Regions from separate parts of the Homo sapiens genome. Here region 2 is linked to region 1. A link is a loop called in an ENCODE intact Hi-C map of the cell type or tissue named here. Cell type or tissue: ascending aorta. All regions are shown on one strand. Each heading gives the region's core, and the rest is flanking DNA. Links, peaks and the distances in the headings are about the cores only. Region 1 holds the start of LINC01233 (long intergenic non-protein coding RNA 1233). Region 2 holds the start of LINC01785 (long intergenic non-protein coding RNA 1785).

Region 1 (5,375 bases), core at 223-5,222:
GCTCAGCTGGCTGAAAACATTGCCAGCAGCCTAGGCATTTCCTCATGTTATGTTTGTAAAGGGACTAACATGGGAAACCAATGGCCTTGGGAAGCAAGAGTTAATGCCTCAAGATAACTTTAACTGACTCTTTCCCCAGACTGATGCCCACAAGTTCAAGCGTCTGGCTCTTAAAAACTTCTATTATTAAAAGATACTGTATTGCTCATTGGGGAAAAGTTTTTACAGACCCAGTAGGAGAACTAACCTGCTTAAAACAGCAATATTATAATAAAACATTAAACAAAACTTTGTAGCAGGGCAGAGATAACTACAAAACACCCCATCCAGACCCATTCTCCCGCTTCTCTTCTCTAAACCACACTTAATATCCAAATACTTAGCAAGTATTTGGAAGTATTTGCAAGTATTTGGAAGCTCCAAATACTTGGCAAGCATCCCCTGGTCTTTATTAGATCTGTGGGCCATGGGCATATCAACAGTTGCTAGCTAAATGAACAGGGGCCTGTGTGCTTGGAACAATTAGACTGTCTTTCTTCCTACTCCCACTGCAACAGAGAGAAACTTTAGGGTATCTTATCTATAATAAAGTTGAAAAAATACAGATATAAGAAGAAATATAAAAATTAAAAATTAAAAAGGCACAAATTGGCACCCTAAAAAAAAAATTCAATACTATAGGCCAGCTACCTGGACACAAAATAAGTCATAGGCATACCGCAGTCCTATTTACATGCTTAACCACATCATAAGGTTGCAGGCAGTACTTAAAATCATCACTAATAAGACAGCAAATGCATTAAGTTTACTAACCCAGCAAACCACAAAAATAAAAAACGCCATCAGAACAGATTAACTTTAGTCTGCCCCCTAGCCCACGAAGGAGGAGTATGTAAAAAATTCAATCTAACTAATTGTTGCCTGAAAATCAAAAATAATAAAAAAGCAATTATAAAAATAACTACAAAAATAAAAAAATTAGCCCACGTTCCAGTTCAAACTTGGAAAGAGTAGTCTCCAGATTCTCTCTTTGGAGGCTAGTTTTCATTTTTTGGAGGGTTCAAAACTTTAATAGGAGTGGTTTTAGCCACACTAAAAAGTTTCCTAATACTCCCTTGTCTGTTACCTCTCATTGTTAGAAGTATTCAATCAACTATAGAGGCAATAGTAGCTAGAAAAATCAACACTCAGCTAATAGCTCTGCGTAAATATCAACCTTTGTGTTAAAAAAAAACAAAACTTGTCTCTTCAGGCAAAACTAAGTAATAGTAATGCTTTCTATTAAACTTCTTTCATAAAAATCATCAAACGGGGGAAACTGAGGCAAAAATTTAAAAATAATAATAAGTACTACATGTATTCACTCCAAGAAAAGTAAAAGCTAAGGCCCAGAATGTGGCAAGGCAGGGGTTTAAAAAAAACAAAGAAAAGAACAAGTTTTCCTCCACCTAGCAAGCTCATTTCAAGGACAGTTATAAAATAACGCTGTCCAAATAGCCAAGGCCAAAGGAATGGGCTCCAAACACCCCATCCCTTCCAGAGCAAGGTTAAAAAAACAAAAACAAACAAACAAACAAAAAAACACACACACAAAAAACCAGATTCTTTACTGTTACTCTTTTCCCATGCGTCCTCACGGCAGAAGGCAGCCTTTCTGTTACATCTAGGAATTGAACAGAAAGAGGACAGCCCAAGCCTCATTTCAGAGAGGTCTGGTATACTCTTAGAAATCTATGAGACGGTCATCCCTAAATCCATTAATGTTTTTTCTCTCTGAAGAGAATCAAGGGAAACTGATGCTTCAGAAAGATGCCCCATATTACCCTGTGACACTCAAAGTCCCCCAGATTGAGACATGAGGAAGATTCAAGCTGTCAAGTTCAGTTTCCCAAGATCTCTTTCATGGTAAATAAGCAAATCTCACTCCAGGCAGGGTCTGGGCTGTTAAGGGGAGGGGCTGACTGACAAGACTTTGATGGGGGGAGCCCAGTGGCACTTGGGGGCCCAGCCCAGTAAGCCTCGGGAGTGGCATGAGCTCTGGCCGCAGTCCTGCCATCAGAGGGATTCTGGGGCTGGGTGGGGGAGGCCATCACCTGGCGATAGTACCTTTTTCTTTGCAGCCGCCAATTTGCTCTGTAGGGTTTCTTCAGACATTGCAGGGCAGGAAGGAATGTGGGGTTGGGGCCACGTCAGCTAGATTGCGGCTTACCACTGGGGAACAATTCCTGTCGGCCACCGCGCAACTGTGCGACTGACCAGAGGAGGCGTAACCAGGGCCTACTACAGCGCAGAATAGGGGGCGTGGCCGCCATCCTCCAAGTCCATTGGTCGATGAGAAAGATGACAGAGAAAGGAGGCGAGGCCAGGCAGCAGCGCGTCCAGGTGGGTGTGAGGCGTCACAAGGAAAGCTGAGCAGGCAATTGCTGCCCCGCCCACTCTGGGAAGAGGGGCGGGGCCGCCCGCTCCAGAGGGACGGAAGCGGCGGGGCCGCCGGATCCAGGGACAATGGGGTGGGGCGGGCTTTCCCTGGGTGGGCGCAGCGGCTTCCTGGGTCCCCCTCACGCTCTGGGTCAGAGTTCCTTTACAGGCGGACCTGAGAGGCAACTCACCGACTCCTGCCCTGGACCCTCCTGCGCCACTGAACCCCCTGACCTGGGAGCCTCGGAACCTAGGGCTCAGGAGGTGGGTGAGGAACGGACTCCACAGTTTCTTTCCTGACTCCTCACAGCCCTGCCCCAGACCTTCCCTTCCCAGAAATCACCTCCAAGGACCCCTAATCAATGTTCCAGACGCCTACCTCTCGGAACGCCCCATTCCTAGAGGGTCCCTACCCTGATTCCGGGAGCACATTTGCCCCCCTTTCCAGCTGGATCCAGTCCCGGGCTCTCCTGCTTCCCAGCTCCTCCTCCCGCACCCAACAGCACCCCTTTCCTCTCAGAGCGGCCGTGGGTCCCATCAGGCTTTCCCCTCGGATCCTCTGCAGATGAACCAGGACTTATCCGAAGGTACCAAGTGAACTTCTAGGAAAAGTCCAATTCTCAGATGCTGGATGTCTTCCAAAAATGAAGCAAATTAGTAACTTAGTAGCTGAGTCAACTAATCCTGTTAGATGGTCAACACTGGTTTTTTTATTTTAATATTTTTAAGTGGCAACTCTAGTGTGTGAGAAAATTAATGTGACAGCTGAATTTGTAGAAAGCTGCTTTGACTCTCTTGGGCCCCTTCATAAGCCCTGGAACTAAATAAAAGTCTAGTGAATACAGGTAAGCTCCCTTCTTTTTCTCCATATTTACCCCTCACTTCAACTATAATTTCACAGGTCCCTTTTTCCACATTCAAGGTGGTTGATAATAAAGTGGGAATGTACAGGATTCTCTTTAATCCTGAATTAGCAATCCAAAAATTAGAATTTGTTGCATTCTTAGAACTACGGTCAGGGTTCCTGAGCAGGTACTCAAGCAGACACAAAGACAAAACTTCCATTTTATTTCAGAAGAACCTCCATAATCCCATGCATTAATTCCCATCATAAATCATCTCATCTCATCCATCTATCTTTCATCTATCTATCATCTATCTGTCATCTGTTATCTATCATATAACGATAATTCATCTATCATCTATCATTCATCTGTCTATAATCCATCTATTTATCATCTATGTATCATATATCGATCATTCATCTATCATCTATCATGTATTGATCATTCATCTATCTGTCATCTATCATTCATCTATCATCTATCATTCATCTATCACCTATCATCTATCATATATCGATAATTCATCTATCATCTATCATATTCATCTATCATCTATTATTCATCTGTCGATCATCTATCATTCATCTATTTATCATCTATCATATATTGATAATCTATCATCTATCGTGTATCAATCATCTATTATCTATCATCTATCTGTCATCTATCATATATTGATCATCTATCTATCACCTATCTATCTATATATCATCTATCTATTTATTATCTCTCTCTCTCTCTCCTCTATTAGTACTGTTTCTTTGGAGAACCCCTAGTACATATACTCTTTTTCCTGGCTCTTTGAGTATAAGGTGATTTGCTAGGGTTAAGAATGTAGCCTCCTGGTAGGCTGCAGCGAGTTGAGATCGCACCACTGCACTCCAGCATGGGTGAAAGAGCGAGACTTCATCAAAAAAACAACAAAAAAAGAATGTAGCCTCCTGTAACCACTAGCTCATTCCTTATTTAAATGGATCCCCCCCACCCTCCCAGAGCGCCACACTTTTTGTCCATTGATCATTTGTCTTGATATACTTGACAAATGTCATTGTCATGCATGAAACACCTCCGTAGCCAATAGTATGTGTATTAAAAATAACGCTTCTTCCTCTTCCACTCAAAAGAGAATTCTAATATAATGGTTATATATAAGGAAAATTTTAAATCTGAGTTTACTTTTTAAATTATATTAAAACATTCACAAAGTGCAACACTTTATTTTTTATAACAGATTATTTGCAAGTTACCCTTACCACAAAATAGGACAGTCCATTGTGTCCTATCTAATGCAAAGATTAAAATAAAAGAAATATACTTCAGCAAAAAGAACTATAGTCAATGAATGCTGTTTGTCAGGAAGATATAAGTTCATATAAGGAAGTTTGTTTCTGATTATTTTACTCTAGGGTGTAAAAACTCCTCAACAAAAATCAGTTTGTACTGGAATACAGTCTGTCATGTTTAAGTCATAGCAGCTGAGCCAGGACTATATTCTTCACTACATCAAGTAGGATGAAGGAGCTCCAGAAATACTTTTGAAGCAGGAATTTAAAGTGCGGATAGGATGGCTACCATTTAAGTGATATTTAAGTTTCTCCCTTATGAGGCTTGCAAGGCCCTTTGGAATCTGACTTCTACATCCTTCCTTTCCAACATCATATCTCATCATTTCCCCTTTTCCCTCCTCTAACAACCTCCATTCATCCACATCATGCACTTCAGCTATTCTGAACTTCCCTCCTGAAACCAGCCACTCACAGAGCAACACTTTTCAAATCCTGGCTCTACCTGTGTAACCTGAGGCAGGTTTCCAAATTCTGTGTGTCCCAGTTTCCTCATCCTCATTCCTAAATTTGGAACAATAACACTCAAGTCATAGGGTCACTGTAAAGATCAAATGAGATTACAACTACTCATGTGAAATTCTTAGCATAGTACCTTTCATTTAGGATATGCCCCCAAAATACTGGTTGTTGTTAACAGTGTTGATGTGTCTGCTCATAACACTCATTCCCCTCCTCACCTCCTTTTGTATACTTAGTTCCTACACATCTTTCAAACATCAGCTTAAATAGGAAACCTTCCCCAAATAACTCCTCCCTACCTAGGTGA
Region 2 (5,375 bases), core at 291-5,290, 91 kb after region 1:
TGGACTTCTGCTCCAGGAATCCATTTGCAGGCTTTCTACTTGCCTGGGTCTGGTTCCCCTTGACCATGGCTACTCATGGATTTTCAAATGCAGTGGATGATACCACTATGAGTCCCTAGCTTCTGCCAGGACTTCAGTCCCCTGCTGCCTCTTCTTGTCATCCCTCTTTCCATCTCCATTTAGGGCCAGTCCTGTCAGCCCAAGCCATTCAGATTCTGGCCACTCTCTGGGGTTACATCATGCTGTTTCTGTGCTTTCCACCCCTCAGCTCTCCTGCTGTAGTTGTGGGCTCTTGAGGGCTAAGACGGCAGGGTTGGGGGGCACCAGAATGGCTGAAGAGGTAAGATTCCATGCCCCATACCCAAGGTATATGGCATTTCCTTAGACCTCAAGCTGCCTAGTTGGGAGAGGGCCTGGGGGTCTAGTGGAACCAGATGAGCAGCTCAGAATGTCCAGAACACTGGAGTCATAGATGAACCCAGCATCATTAGCACCCTATGGGCATCAAGCTGTTCTTACAACCTATGGTGAGTAAAGCTTGCCAATGTAGCCTCCTGCTATGTTATAGGGTAGCGCTGCCACAGCTGGATGGGGCTGGCAGTTCTGCCAAGGGTTCTTCAGCCTCTAATACTGAGCCATGCCAAACCAAGCACTAGGAATCCCCAGTTCTGACTTTTTTTGCCTGGAAAGCTCAAGTGGACAAGCCCTACGGCCTACCCAATGTCTGCTGACCCGGCACTTAGTTGAAACAGGGTGTGCTGGTTCCCTCTCTGCCCCAGGTTCTGCTCTACACCTACACTTTGGAGATGAATCAGACCTAGCCCTGCCCTCATACAATGGGATAATTTAGGAATCAGAGAGACCGAGGGGTTGAGGAGGATTTATTATTATTATTATTATTATTTAGGTGAACTGGCCCAGTCAGATTAACATCCAAAAAAGACTGAGCCCCAAACAAAGAGTCAGGTTACCTTTTAAGCATTTTGTGGGGCAGGGGGAGATCTGTGCAGAGGGAAGCATATTACAGAAGCGAGAAACAAAAACAGTTCTTTAATTGAGACATGCATTACATCATTTCTTACTTTTCAAGGAAAAACATGTTTTACGACTTGAGTTTATCTGTCTAGTGACCTTGCAGCTGCACAGCTAGAGAAACAGGGTCTTCACAATGCCTGGGAAAGGGAGAGATAAGGCTCACTAGCCACAGACTGAAAAACAGACAGTTGATTTTTAAAGGAGTCCACCTCTTTCTCTTCCTCAGGGGGAATTGGGTTTTCTAACATACAACTGAGTTTTTGCTGACACATTCTTTAATTTCTTTTAATTCCTGTTCTAGTATAAGACCAAGCTGTGCCCCCAACCTCCTTGGTCACGTGTTGTCAGGACCTCCTGAGGCTGTGTCACAGGTGTGTCCTCAACTTTGGCAAAATAAACTTTCTAAATTGAGACCTGTCTCAGATACTTTTGAATTCACACTACTAATTTCAGGTAGAATTTTAAATTCTTAACATAGAAACAAATAAGGCCAGGTGTGGTGGCTCACGCCTGTAATCCCAGCACTTTGGGAGGCCGAGGGGGGTGGATCACGAGGTCAGGAGTTTGAGATCAGCCTGGCCAACATGGTGAAACCCTGTCTCTACTAAAGATAAAAAAAAAATTAGCCGGGCGTGGTGGCACATACCTGTAATCCCAGCTACTCAGGAGACTGAGGCGGGAGAATCTCTTGAACCCGGGAGGCGGAGGTTACAGTGGGCTGAGATCGCACCATTGCACTCCAACCTGTGCGACAGGGCGATACTCCGCCTCAAAAAAAAAAAAAAAAAAAAAGAAAAAAGAAAAAAAAGAAACGAACTAGTTAAACTGAGAAAAATTAATAAAAGTATGCTCAAATTTACTGACAGAATTATGGGTAAATCTAATTAGATTCTATCCATTTTAAGTAAATAAGAAAAAAAATTACGAAGGAGCCTTTACCTTTGGGAAATGAAAAAACCGCTTTTGACCAGTTGTTCCCCACAGGTACACACCCCAGTTCCCAGCCAAGCCAGGACGGCCTGTCCCGGTGCCTGGAGGGCAGGGCCCCTGCGGTCTGGGGTTGGGGTTTGTGTTCTGGCTCCGCGCGGTGGTCTGGACCGCGCCCGCCCTGCCTGGGCTCCCAGCCGGAAGGACGGAGCGGTTGCGGGGCGGGCGGGCTGCGAGCCACACAGGGTGCGGGCGGGGCGGGCGGGGCTGGGGTGTCGGGGGCTCGGATTCGGAGCCAGCTCTGCCGTGGGGCGGGCTGGGGCAGGCTTCCCGCTCTGGGAAATTTGCCCCTGCTCTCCCTGCCAGTTGCGGTCGTGGGCGGCCTCGCCTTGGAGCCCTGGCCACGGAGCCGCACGGGGCGGTAGAGAGGCTGGTGGGGAGGGACCAGCGGGCGGTGGAGGGGCGGCCCTGCAGGCGACGCGGGGACTGGAAAGGGCGCCTGGGTGGGAAGAGGCGCTGGCGGGTGATCGTCCCCACCGGGCCAGTCCCCGGGATCTGCTGCCGCCCCTCTCCGAAATTCACAGCCAGAGCGGGCGCACTGGTGTGTGTGGCGCCTGGAGCGCTAGGGTCCCCACCCAAGTGCGAGGCCCCCGCGGGGAGCCCAGCCCAGGGGCGTCCACAGTCCAGGCCCCAGACCCCAGGTCCTGGCTAGATTCGCCAAAGTCAGAGGCTGGAATCTGGAGGGCGGATGTGAGGGTGCCAGCTAAGCCCAGCCCCTGCCCGGCGGTGGCCAGCATAACGCGGTGACACTCTCTGGAGCCCCCACTGCCACCACTCTGCTGTCAAGCCCGCTGGGCTAAGGGATCCGTCTGCCCCTAGAGGTGCGCACCCAACGCCAGGCAGAGGGAGCTGGCGTGGGGCTGCTGGCGGTCAATGTCACCCGAGATGAGGAGGATCTTCTAGGAGGGGCCCCGGGGCCACAGAACGAGAGGGGAGTGTGCGCTGAGCCCACCTTGCAAAGACGCTCTGGTCCCCGAGGGGCGGCACCTTCGGCCTCCAGCCAAGTCGCCGAGCGCTCCCAGTGCTGCCTGCCCGGCACCTGCACTCCAGACTCCAGGCTGCCAACCAAAGAGGAAGCCCGCCCCCTGGGAACAGGCCACTCTCAGCTTGGGCGAGGGAAGCACAGACACCCCCATCCCTAGCCTGGCAGCCACACACAGGGAGGCCATCACCTGACGATTGCGGGGGGCCTGAGTTATTGACAGGTGAATATGCTGGGAATGAAGACTCCTGGGCCTGGGAGGGAGGGGCGGTGGTGTGGAGGGCGGTGAATGCCTGGACCTCTGGGTCTCCAGGCTGCCAGCGGCCTGACCAGGCTCCCGGTGTCCTCCTCCAACCTCAGTTTCCTTACCTGTCCCAGAGGAGAAATATGGCAGGGCTGTTTCGGTGATTAGGCCGGATAATCCTGGTAAAATTTATTAGCCTGCCTGGTCTGGATATTATTTTTTCTGACTTTGTTAAGAAACTTTGCTGCCCAATGTCTACTCTTGGAAAGTGAGTTGGGGAGGCAGGAAGTCAGGACTCTCACCCTTGGCTTCAGAGTCCCTTCCAGGTGCCCCCTCCCTTTAGGCTCAATGAAAGCACAGAGCTGGCAAAATTCCCTTACCCAAGACAGCTGTAGAGTCCAGAATCAGAAGATCTTGTTTTCTGACCCAAGGACCGTTTCTTACCCCAAAATCGAAATCTCTTTGAGTGGTCAGCTTCAGACAGGAGTCTGAATTTGATTGTTTTTCTCTAGGGTTAACCCAAGGCCCTTATGATAAGCGTTGCTTCATCCCCATTCCACCCCTTTTCCTGCCCTAATGCATTGGGGGTCCTTAACCGTAGTGACCTGGAATTGGGAGCAAGTTTCCCCAGGCGGGGCATATTGGCCTCCTCAACAGGCTGGCCTGGCCTTGGCCTGATAAACATCAGTCCTGGGGCAAAAGACCCAGGGCAGGGAGATCTCCCCCCCACCCCCACTTTCACATGCTGCAGTCATTTAATGGGCTGTGGTGACCTATCAGGGTCCCCTAGCCTGCAGGATGGAATTTAACTTTTTGCCATAGAGGGGGAAACTGAGGCACAAAGCTAGTGAGTGAAAAAATCAGAAAGACTCTGTGACTGGGAAACACTCCCCAGGACCAAGGTCCCTACAGGACTCAGCCCCTTTTGGGTTGTGCCAGTGGTTGGCATGTGCACCCTGGTTGTCGTCTGTACCTTTCTGGGGCTGAGGGTGGGGTGGGTGTTCTGGCAGGACAAGGTCTGTGACCCACGGGATAGAGAGACATTGCCCTCTTTCCCTGGCCTTGGGCAGAGCAAGAGTTCTGTTCTCTAATGTATGTAAGGACCAGTGCCTGTGTGAGTGGAGGTGGGACTCCTTTTTTCTTGATTAAATAAAACCCTTCCTGGGGCTGCTTAGGGGATTCTGGGGCTTGTGTACCTGACAGTTGGGTGTGGCATCTGGGTACTCAGCTTGTCTGTGCCTTGCTGTCACTTCTCCAGGGACAGCCACACACTTCTCTCTTAGTCCCCACACATGCCCAGTCCCTTACTTTTTCGCCTGGGATCCCCCTGCCTGAATCTCTCAACCCAGCCACTGCTAGGTCTCCCCAGGGACCCTGTAATCCCCGGGATGGGATTGCCGGAGGCGGTGACCCTGCTGCCTACCTCTGTCTGAAGTTAGGGTCCCTGGCCTCTGCCTGCACCTAGTGGACAGGGAGGGTGAACTGGTCAAGGATAGGCTCTTGGCCTAGCACAGGGCCTTTCTCTGCACCTCACCATATAGTGGTGGAGGCTCCAATCATGGCTGGCCTGGGAATTGCTCTGCATTGTGTCTCAGATTGCAGGAGATAAGCAGATCCGAGGAGAGGAGCACATCCTGAAAGAGAATCTGAATTTTCCAACTCAGCTGAACCCTCGGCCCCTGCCCTTGAACACACATTCTGGTTTTCTTACCAAGTCCCTGCTTGTTCCTGCCCACCTGGCCTTCCCAGGCAGGTGATTGGTGTTTCTGCCCCATGTGTGCTTTGGCTGGGAGGGTCACTGGTGGGCCACCATTCAGAAGGCAATTAAATCGGCCTCATTATCTGGGGTGTTACACGAAGTTCTTGGTCTCACAGCCAATGAAATCAAGGGTGCAGACACTCCAAAGGTGAGGTTAGAGAAGAATTTAATAAGTGAAAGGCAGAAAGCTTTCTGGCACAGAGAGGACCCCCAGGAAAAAGAGTTGCAGTTTTAAAGTGAAAAGCCCAAGGGATTTTATAAACAAGCTGGTCGGGAGAGGTGGTTCATTTACATAACGTGTGAAAAACCAGTCAGGACTAGGTGTGTCATTGCGTCCTTTGCATAAGGTGAAAACTTCTGACAGTCCC

What was found. A loop is a pair of places that touch in the nucleus more often than their neighbours do. Peaks named below come from ENCODE experiments on the same cell type or tissue, not always from the same donor. Only the 100,000 strongest peaks of a DNase experiment are listed, where the experiment ranks them.
Region 2: it touches region 1 in a loop (3-fold over the local background); 2 of 110 quality-filtered maps call a loop at or near these places.

The regions. Positions count from the first base shown.
Region 1 is chr19:22,530,233-22,535,607 of GRCh38, forward strand. LINC01233 (long intergenic non-protein coding RNA 1233) reads left to right here and starts at 2,394. Exons shown (of 2, transcript NR_110664.1): 1 at 2,394-2,682; 2 at 2,984-3,262. LOC105376917 (a long non-coding RNA gene) reads right to left here and starts at 2,253. Exons shown (of 2, transcript NR_160728.1): 1 at 2,107-2,253. In ascending aorta, for the core only: a CTCF peak has its summit at 2,269; DNase peaks (open chromatin) are centred at 2,339 and 2,869; H3K4me3 peaks cover 2,928 bases; H3K27ac peaks cover 2,468 bases.
Region 2 is chr19:22,620,883-22,626,257 of GRCh38, forward strand. LINC01785 (long intergenic non-protein coding RNA 1785) reads right to left here and starts at 3,089. Exons shown (of 2, transcript NR_135233.1): 1 at 2,975-3,089. In ascending aorta, for the core only: a CTCF peak has its summit at 2,369; a DNase peak (open chromatin) is centred at 2,369; H3K4me3 peaks cover 1,361 bases; H3K27ac peaks cover 1,013 bases.